2 separate regions of the Mus musculus genome follow, and region 2 is linked to region 1. The links are chromatin loops, found by intact Hi-C in ENCODE. Cell type or tissue: left cerebral cortex. All regions are shown on one strand.

Region 1 (5,000 bases):
AACTGACTTGTAAGCCCAATGCCCTGTTTACTCACACGTTATTCCAGAAACATCACTGGAAAACCTTTCTAGAACAAAAGGGCCCACCTCTTGTCCAAAGGGAACTCAAGAGTCTCACTGGGGCACATCTTATAATCTCTGAGGCTAGACATATTTTCTCTGCCTGGCAGGAATGGTCATCAATGACATTAGGCTGTATCCACGGGATGCATTCCACATTGTGATGGAACATTTTCAGATGTGGAACATGAACCAAGTTGAATTTGACGACAGAATTAAAAACAACCGTTATTATTGGGTTTTAGTCAATTGCTTGGGCCCCAAAATTTGTTTGAAGTTACCTTGCGGCCGTCGCTTGGAATCGGGCTTCTTGCTCGTCTTGGAGTTGGAACAGCACCTGGTCCTGTGGTTGATTCCGCTCACAAATGAATCAGCTACAATGTGATGACGAGGAATGCAGCATGAGAGTCAGAGAAACCAGGAGCGTGTCTGACAGGAAGCGAATATTTGGACATTAAAAAGACTACAGAGCTGTTCACAGTTGTGTGATATAGTTTAAGTGTCTTAATGTGAAAGCTCTCTGGTTAGGAAAAATCCAGCCCACACATCAGCTAATTGTCTTTGGGAAAGTTATTTAATATCTCTAAACCTAAATGGCCTCGTATGGACAGAAGGAGGAGAAAGAGAGACACAAAGGACTTTTAAATGAGATAGTCCATGTACACCAACCACCTTAAATAGGATTATTACCATAGGGTCTATGAACCAAGTCTTACAAATAAGACATTGAATGGGAGATAATTAGTAATTGGAGATTATGTGTAGCTAGATGTTCAGGGTGATTGCTAGTGAATGAAGCCATCTCCATGACAACCATGGTGTGTTTTACTTCACACCCCCTCCCCCTCCCATGGATCACCTAAGGCCCTGTTTTACTTTTTAGCTGCAAGACCCTCTGACCATTCTGAGTGCATTAATAGGATAAACAAAAAAGTTTCTTCTTTTAAAAGTAGCTTTTAGTCATTTCAAGTAATCTATGAAGGCATCCTCTTTAAAAAATCAACATTACAGAGAAGACAGACATCTGTCATTTCTATTCTCATTTTTATTCCAGAGGTAGCTCTCCCTATCAGTTAAATGAGCCTCATGCATTTTGCAATGCATTAAACATGTATGTTACCTTACCTGTAGAGAAACACACTGTGTTGTATGGTTAGGCTTTTTACATATGTCATGATAGCATGTGTCACTCCGTGGCTTCATCGTCTTTGCTCAGTCAGTAGTAGTTTCTGAGTTCTTTACCTGTCAGTACACATAATACATTATTTTAAAGTCTACCTTAAGTGTCTGGGAGCGGGCTGGTGAGATGGCTCAGTGGGTAAGAGCACCCGACTGCTCTTACCGAAGAGTCCAGAGTTCAAATCCCAGCAACCACATGGTGGCTCACAGCCATCTGTAACGAGATCTGACTCCCTCTTCTGGAGTGTCTGAAGGCAGCTACAGTGTACTTACATATAATCAATAAATAAATCTTAAAAAAAAAAAGTGTCTGGGAGCATAGCTCAGTGGCACGGTGGTGGTGTGGCTTGCATAGAGCCCCTGGTGGTGTGGCTTGCATAGAGCCCCTGGTTTCACGCCCTGCACTGCACTAAGCAAACAAAGACGTTGCTCTGTATCTGTGTTTTTGGATGAGCCGATGTACTTAGCCAGCTCCGTTTAGGCGGCCATGTAAGTCACTTCACATTTTAGTAGCTGCTGTCAAGTCACTCTACAAAGCTTGTATCCCTGACAGCAGAATATGGAAATAAGCTGGCTTAGCTTTTGTAGATGTTTTCTAGGGTTTGGGAGTCCATTTTCCTGCTTGACCATGAAACTGAGTACGTTTGCTGTGTATTTATGGGCTATTTGTACTTCTTTGTCTGTGAACTGGCATTTTGTATCTTTGCAATATTTTCCTATTAGATTTTTTCATTTCTTTTTATTAAAGAGATTCTTTATATATTCTAGATACTGATCCTATATTGAAAGCATTTTGCCCCTTTGTCTCTTAAGTTTTTATGTTTTTTTTTTCAGCCATAAAGATGTTCTTGGTGTTAACATAGTCCAATTTATTAGTCTTATATACCCTAGGGATTTTTGCACATTGTTTAGAAATCTCTATTATGACAAATCGGGGGGGGGTGTCTTCCTCAATTCTATGGTTTCTTTGTGCATCTTGGTTATTAAGGACTGAGGTGTTCTAGGCAAAAAAAAAAAAAAAAGGTCGCACACACATTTCAGGTGTCTCAACAACCCAGCTGTGACTGCCACCTTGACAGGTCAGAACTGGCCCGGCCCTCCAGGCACGCGCGATCCCAGAAGTGTCCAGCAGAGGGCGCTGTCTGAGCAGGTCTGCCAGTCTCCACTAGGGCCCCGGAAGGATTCTGTCTCACCAAAGAGAACATTTTAACTGCTCAGAAATTAGTAAATTCCAGTGAGAGAGGCTGTAGCTGAGCCAGGAAAAAGACCAGGAGCAAAGTCTGTTTCTCTGTGTACTCCACAGTGGGAAGTGAATCGGGCCAAGGGGAAAGTGTCCTGGCGGCCTCTGTGTTTTCATGGCAGCCGAGAGCGCGCAGATCAAAGCGCTCCAGCATCACAGAAGGTTTTCTCCAAGGGAAGCTTCCATGTCTGTTTAAGTCTGGTCCACACTCCTGAGATGAAAGCTCCAGTTTTACAGAGGAAATGCTATTTACTGGACAAACAACAGGCGGGATGGAGACATGTAATCCCCAAATTTAGTCTGATTTCATCAATAATTCAAAATCCTGGCTCCTTTTGCATGAGGGGTGGGGCAAAAAGAGGCCAGTGGCCAGAGGCACAGCTGACTTCAGAAGGGAAGTCCAGGAATTACCAAACAATTCGCTTCAGTACAGCTCCCTTCCAGCCTCGCCAGCGCCGCCGTGTACTGAGCTAACAGGGCTGGTTTCGTTGGCTTGTTTAGTATTGTTGATGTGGGTTCAACTGCATCATGGAACCAGAGGAGCATTGACAATGAAGCCCATAGATCAGCATAAATATATTGATCCAAATGAATGTACGATTCTGAACAAGCCTCTGTGTTCACGGGTGGGTTTTTCCTGCTTGCCACTCAGAAACTTTGAGCCTTCCTCTGCACCTAGCTGTGTGGCTGGCTCAGGAAGGCTTGGTGAGAGAGTGTGGCTCCTTTGTCTTTCAGAATCAGGGAAGCACTGGGCCACCTGAATACACAGCCCTTTTCCCCACAGATGCCTGGGAGTGTTAGAGATTTTCAGATGGGCGAGGGTTTCCATAACCCCTTTTGCCTTCCATTAACACTGCTTAGAAACAGCCCCTGCATTAATTATCTTCAGCCATTTCTTTTGAGCATACTCTTTGATCTCTGCCCCAACCTTGACTAACACAGAAACCTAGATCCATCTTAATTCCTCGTGCTTAAAACAGGTCAAATGTAGTCAATGTTTACTGTAGGTTTGGACTTCATCGTCGACACAAATAATTTGTTAAGTCCAATAGTGGCTGCTGTCTCCATGCCTTTTCCAGACACAGATCAAGACAATGTAAATATGCCTTTAAAAACCCTGCTGGGGAGGGACAGGGTATATAGCTGGGCTGGGAGAGCTTGTGTCCAGTATGTTTGATCCCTGGCATTGCTCTCGTCCCCCATCCCCACGTCCCCAATGCCATCTAGATACATCTTCTGCCATTCTCTACCATTGGTTTATCAGAGCCCCTTCCCCCAGGCTCACAGAAATGTCTCATTTGCTGTAAATAGTCTCCAATTCAGTCATAAACTTTGAAAGCAAGAACCTGGAAGCTGAAAGGATCAGAGGACCCAATTTGGAGGCCCATGATGGTCTGACTGATTCATTAAGGGAAGGCTGTAGGTAGTTGCCAGAGACGTAAATTGCATTTATATGCTGCCCTCCCCTTCAGGGAGGGGATTGCTGTCTTGTAAGCTAAACAGGCAATAAACTGCCACTCTAAGTAGGTAAAGCCATTTAGTCTTCATCTCTCCGGCAGATATACATGACGAAGTGAGGTGCTCCACCAGCCCCCTTCTCCTCACCTTCCACCTGCAAGCTGCAAGCCTAAACAAAGCAACAAAACCCAGAAATGGTGACAGGAGAGAGACCCCAGTCTATATATAGGGTAACCCCCAATAACAGAGAGCTTTTAGACACCTGCTTTAATTAAACCCTGAGCCCGTTTGGTGGCCCCCTTTCTTTTCCTTGCGCTACTGAGGATTGAACCCAGGCCCTGCATGTGCTACCGCTGGGCTATATCCATTGCTCTTTTTAAATTTTATTTTGATACAAGGTTTCATTGTATAACCCAAGCTGGCCTCAAACTTGAAACTTTCCTGCCTCAGTCTCTCTACCTGGCTGAGGGTATAGCCCTGTGCCACCGTGTCCAACTACTGAGCCTTGTCCCACAGACTCCCCTAGATTTTTTCACCTCTCCTTCCTGGCTGTTCCTCTTCATCTGTGGACTCTTGCCCAGACCACTTTCCATCTCGTTTTCAGCCCTTATGCACTGACACCTTGATCATCTACATTTTAGGACTGTTAAAAATCTCTGTGTTTGCATTCAGTTGCCACCTCTGTCCCCTTGCTTTGAGTCCCCTGGGCCACCACAGTACCTTTACAATGTGCTGACACTCCTGCCATCAGTATGGCCTGCAAACCGGTGTGGCCCAATCCTCCCACCACTTCTGTGTCCTCTGACGCCATGCCCCCGTATGCTGTTTGGGTTTCTTGCTTTCTCCGTGTAACCCAGAGGCTCTCAAGCCTTCCAGTGCTGTGACCCTTAATACGGTTCCTCATGTTGTGATGACCCTTATCACAAAATTATTTTCATTGCTACTTCATAACTGTCATTTTGCTACTGTTATGAATCATAATGTGAATATCTATGTTTTCTGGTGGTCTTGGGTGACCCCGGTAAAAAGGTTGTTCAACCCCAAAAGAGATCATTACCCAGCA
Region 2 (5,000 bases), 110 kb after region 1:
TTGAAACTGAGACCTTTGATCCTGTAGCACTGGCCTAGGAAGCATGCACAGACACCGGCTGGACTGTGTACCCCTTGAAGGCTATCATCTGGGGCTCTTACATTTCTCTGAAATCTCATGAAAAGCCACAGACACCAAGAGCATAACATATCTACTTCCCAGCATGTGCTATAGAGTTGTATGGATTTTTTAAAAAGACATATCTACTTAGCTTTACTTTTCCTAGATTGTTTAAAACTCTAAGTAACAAAGCAATTCCTCTAGGAAAGCCAGGACATGGGCATAAGGCTGGTGCTAAAAACAAATAATAAAATAGCTGTAGACAGCAGAAGCAGAAACCTTCCCCTGCGGTCACAGGCAAGTGAGTGTGTGGCCTTCCAGATCTCACCAGCACAGGCAGCCATTGGCCCAGTAGGTTGTCCTGTGTGTCCCGGGCATTGGTGGAACTGCTGGACCTTCACACTCCAGTCTGCTTGAAGCCTTAGACTGCAGCTTGGGGTGTCAGCACTGGCCTCACTGGAGTGGGTCTCTCATGTCACCACTGTGCCTTCTAATGCTTACAGCTACTCAATAGCCCAGGGTTTGACCCACTCCTCCCTCCTCACTGTCATTGCCTTGGTTTCCCGCATTCACAGCTTAAGGTGGACTCAGGAGGACTTCACCCAGACTACACCAAAGTGTCTACCAACGAAGTGACTATCCTGTGGTTGTCCATGCTGCTGACTGCCTGTGGAAAAGAGTAGAATAGACTAGATCAAACCAGATGAACTTTTAGAAGAGAAAGGTAATATCCATCTTTGTTTATACACAGAGAGAGGGGGGGAAGGGACAGGGAGAGAAACACACAGAGAAGGAGGGAGGGGGTAGGGGAGAGAGAGAGAGGAGAGAGGAGAGACTGGTACATCTAGCACTAGTGTATATGCGTGCTTTGGATATAGCAGAGACAAGACAGGCAAGATCAGTGATTATGGTGCATATGCCCTGGAGAGGGAAAGAGGATAATGAATAGAAAATAAAGAAATGTGCAGTAACATATCAAAGGGTAACAGTTTACCTGGGAGGAATTTTACCATTATGAACCTTCCCACCGAGAGTGCATCCTACCAACTCCCCAGAAAAAGCACAGAACCGCTTCCTATTGGCCACCATGGGCAGAACATACTGTGTTCTGAGGTTGCCTCCCAGTCTCCATAACTCACAGACTCAGTAGGCCTGGGTGCCCTTTCTTGAGTCTGAGTACCTCAGGGAAGTGGGGCCTCTGGAGCTGAACCTCTCTCGGTGAACTTCCTGGGCTGTGTTGCTAGCTTATCCCTTTCCTTTGCCATCATCTGTCTCATTACATGGTGCTGGCCAAAGCACAGCTAAAGTACTTACCTGTCCAAAGCCTTTCCAGGTCCCAGACAGTATACGTCATAGCCATTGTCAAGTCAGATATGTTTATTCTAAGTGCAGCTTCTGAGACATAGACATAGATAGGGCTCTTAATGTTTGCTAAATATATGCATTTTTAAAAAATGTACCTAGAAATCAGCAGGCCAGCCCAGATCTGATAAATCTACCCCCTCCCCTGCCTGGTTCACTGCCTATTCCAGAAGTCTGCAGTGAAAGGCAAGGTAAACTTGTTTTCCCACAAATCTGATCACACACAAACAAAGAGTTGGAAGGGTGTCTCTTGGGTGGTGAGATTGGCTGTCCCCAAGGCCAGAAGCATAGAACTGTTTCTCATCCAAGCCACACACAACCCGCCATCAGAGGACTCTTTTTGAAGCATCTATTGATCTTTAAGGAAAGTATAATGTAACAAGCGTGCTGCTTCCAGTCTCTTACCTTATTCCTTGAGCTCCCTCCAAGTATTTCCAACTGTAATGTGAAGTTCAATGGTGTGTCAGCAGATTGTAGGGAGCTCCCAGCTCACCCACAGGCTTGCTGGGAGACAGCTGTTTTCACAAGATGTTGGCTCTGACAAACAGCTTAGCACCCCACCCCCGACTGATCTCCAGCTCAGGCATCAGTGGAGGTTAACCCCAATGAACCCTGACTCTTCTGCTATGGTTGTTGATACCTCCCGTGGACTCTGCCTGATGAGCTGACTGAGGATCAGGCTTCAAGGGCTGTTGAGGAATAACAGAAATATCAGAGTCAACTCTGTGGTTAAGTGTTCTCTCTGCTGAGGCTGGCAAGACATAGTCACAGGTCTCAGGAATTGAAGGAGAGATTACAGCAACCTCTTCTTCAGAAATCTCTTCTCCTTTATTTTGGTCTGGGTACCAAGAGAAGGCCAGCATCAAGGGTCTAGTCTGCTGAAATGTAACCTCTGTTCTCTTCATGTTGAGGGAAATGGCTTCTTGCTTACTTCTGTTTTGGTTAATAGAGCAGGACAGCTCTAACAGGACAAGAGTTCTGGCTTGCTGGGCAGGCTGCAGGGTGATGCTATAAGAGGCCCATTATCAGTGGAAGCCACATTGTGATACATACAGACCCATTTTACAGAAGGGAAAGCACCGTGACAATACCAGGAAGTATTTGGATGGGACACCCATAAATGACGAATTTGTGAAGATAACTATGCAGAATATTATTCCGTATTCCCTTAATGTTTCACAAAAGCCACACAATTAGAACTTGACTTGTTAACAGTCCTGATGGGAGTTCAGCCCCTGAGCTCATCCCTGGGGAGCTAGGCTGCAAGGGATGGTGATAGCAGAACTCACCACCAGGTGGCACCACTGATGACATTTCTTTGTCTTGACTAAAGCTGATGTGACATTTGAGGCGGGAAGTCAAGAGTACAGGAAGGGGCCTAGTCTAACATATAATTAATTGTTTAACAGTTAAATCAAATCTAACGCCCAAGGTCACAAGGATACATTCCCTTGAAAAACAGGTCTTCCTAGTAAAAGGAAAAGACAGACCGCAAGTTTAGATATTCAGATTCTTGTAGGGAGAACAGAAAGGGTAGGGTCCAGCCTACAGGCTCCACCCAGCCCTTTTCTTGCTGTGAGGGCCTAATGTTCAGGGACACCCTTTTCCTTGGGCTACCTTAACAGGTCAAAGAGCCCCTAGGATGTCTGGACACTCTGGACTGTTGATGCAGGGACTCAAAGCTCTGGTGTGTAATCTGATCTTGTGGTAAAGGGTCAGATAGTAACCACCGTGTGTACAATACAGTCTCTGGTCACAACTATTTACCTTTGCCACTGAGGCATAAAAGCAGCTGATGACAATCCAGACATGAGTGTGGCTACATCTCAGTACACCCTTCTGCACAAAGATAAGTAAGCCTTAGACTATAGTCTATAGTCTGCTGGCATCTGATCTGGAAAACGGATCTGGACCTGCCAAATAGCATCCAGAACACAAGGCTGAACTTGAATTCCAAATGACCCAAAGTGCTTGGATATAAATCTCTCTCAAATATTGAATGGGGGGGGGGCATACTTAAGAAATGAGTGATTGCTTCTCTGAAATTCCAATTGGACTATGCATCTAGTATTTTTATTTGCTAAATCTGTCCACTGGGATGGGAGCTGTGGGCCCTGTGGATGCTTCACCCCACTAGGTGAGCCAAAGCCAGAAGAAGGTTGGAGCCAGGTTTCCAAAGCTCAGGTATAAAGGAAAAGCCATGCCTTCCCAGGTCTAAGGGCAGTGCTGACTTTTAAGAGAGTTTTTCATACTTGCAAAGGAGGGAGAGAGAGAGAGAGAGAGAGAGAGAGAGAGATCATTTCATTTAAATTAAACACATTTCGAAGGGCTCTGAAGACATGAACAGTATCAGGGAATACACATGAACCGGAAGGCACCCATGCTGAGGCTTGGCCTGAGGTGGGACGCAGCTGTGACGGGTGCTAGGTGAAGCCTGAGAGGAAAGGATTCCAGGCAAGGGGAACTTCCCGAGTGAAGACCTAGGGACTGAACCAAAGAGAGGCCAAAGGTGAGCAGGAGCGAGGCACAGGGGTGAGAACTATGGGCTGGTGTGACGGTCAGTCTGTGAGCAGTTTGCCAAAAAACTGGAGTTTCCTAACATATGGAAGTGGTCAGTGTTTAAGGAGGCTTAAATGCTAACCACTGCACACTGTATACATGGATCAAATTAGCATACTGTACTCCAGAAACCAATATTATGTGTCAATTAAAAAGTTTATAAATGCAGCAGGAGGCCCCTGCAGGCTCTAAGCGGGGGAGGGAGTGTAATCCCGTTCTCATTTTAAAGCTCTCACTTGCTGATTTCTCCTGCAGAGCAGATGGAATCAAAGGAAGAGCGGTGAGAGGAGACTTGGTGAAGAGCCGCTGCAGGAGTTCTGGCGGGAAATGATGTCAGAGTATGTCTCCCTGTGGAGAAGCTGCTTAAAGGTGCTGAGTGAGAAGGGCAGAGGGCACAGAGAGAAAGGCCTGAGATGCCTCCTGGACTCGTGAAGATCACATACTTGGTCTTGGCTTCTAACATCACTTTCGGACCCTCAGCATACCCCACAGGCTCATGTCATAAGCTTGTTCCCCAGTTCATAGTGCTAGTAGGATGTGCTTGGCCCTTTAAAAGGTGGGGCCTAAGGGAAGACTCTAGGTGATGGGGGATGCCCTCAGAGACATTTACAGACCCCAGCTCTGCTCTTCCTCTTTCTTTGCTTCCAACCACCATGATAGGAGAAGGCTCCTCTGTACAGGCTGGTCATGGTCTGCAATTTGGCCACAGGCTCCAAAGCAATGGAACCTACTGATCATGGCCTGAAACCTCCAAAGTTGTGAATGAAACCTTTCTGGGGTCTGGGGAGATGGCTCAGTGGGTAACGCGCTTGCTGTGCGTGAGAACCTAAGTTCAGATCCCCACACCAGGAACCGCAGTGCTGATGTGATATTCAGAAGAGGCAGATAGATCTCTGGAGCCCGTTGTCAGCTGGTCTAGCCAATAGTGAGCTCTGGGTTCAGTGAGAGACCCTGTCTCAAAGAGTAAAGTGGAGATCAATTAAGAAAATAAGACATCTACCTCTGGCCTCTGCACACAT

The links. Peaks named below come from ENCODE experiments on the same cell type or tissue, not always from the same donor. Only the 100,000 strongest peaks of a DNase experiment are listed, where the experiment ranks them.
Region 2: it touches region 1 in a loop (1.9-fold over the local background); 4 of 42 quality-filtered maps call a loop at or near these places.

Annotation. Positions count from the first base shown.
Region 1 is chr12:77,778,949-77,783,948 of GRCm38, reverse strand. It overlaps Gm35440 (a long non-coding RNA gene), which reads right to left. Exons shown (of 4, transcript XR_381711.3): 2 at 1,186-1,302; 3 at 342-434. Among named protein-coding and RNA genes, the nearest start is that of Gm35488, 31 kb to the left of the region's middle. In left cerebral cortex, a CTCF peak has its summit at 2,385 (motif pointing right); a DNase peak (open chromatin) is centred at 2,409; H3K4me3 peaks cover 305 bases; H3K27ac peaks cover 409 bases.
Region 2 is chr12:77,672,657-77,677,656 of GRCm38, reverse strand. No RefSeq gene overlaps it. Among named protein-coding and RNA genes, the nearest start is that of Gm35440, 75 kb to the left of the region's middle. In left cerebral cortex, a CTCF peak has its summit at 2,719 (motif pointing right); DNase peaks (open chromatin) are centred at 1,949 and 2,737.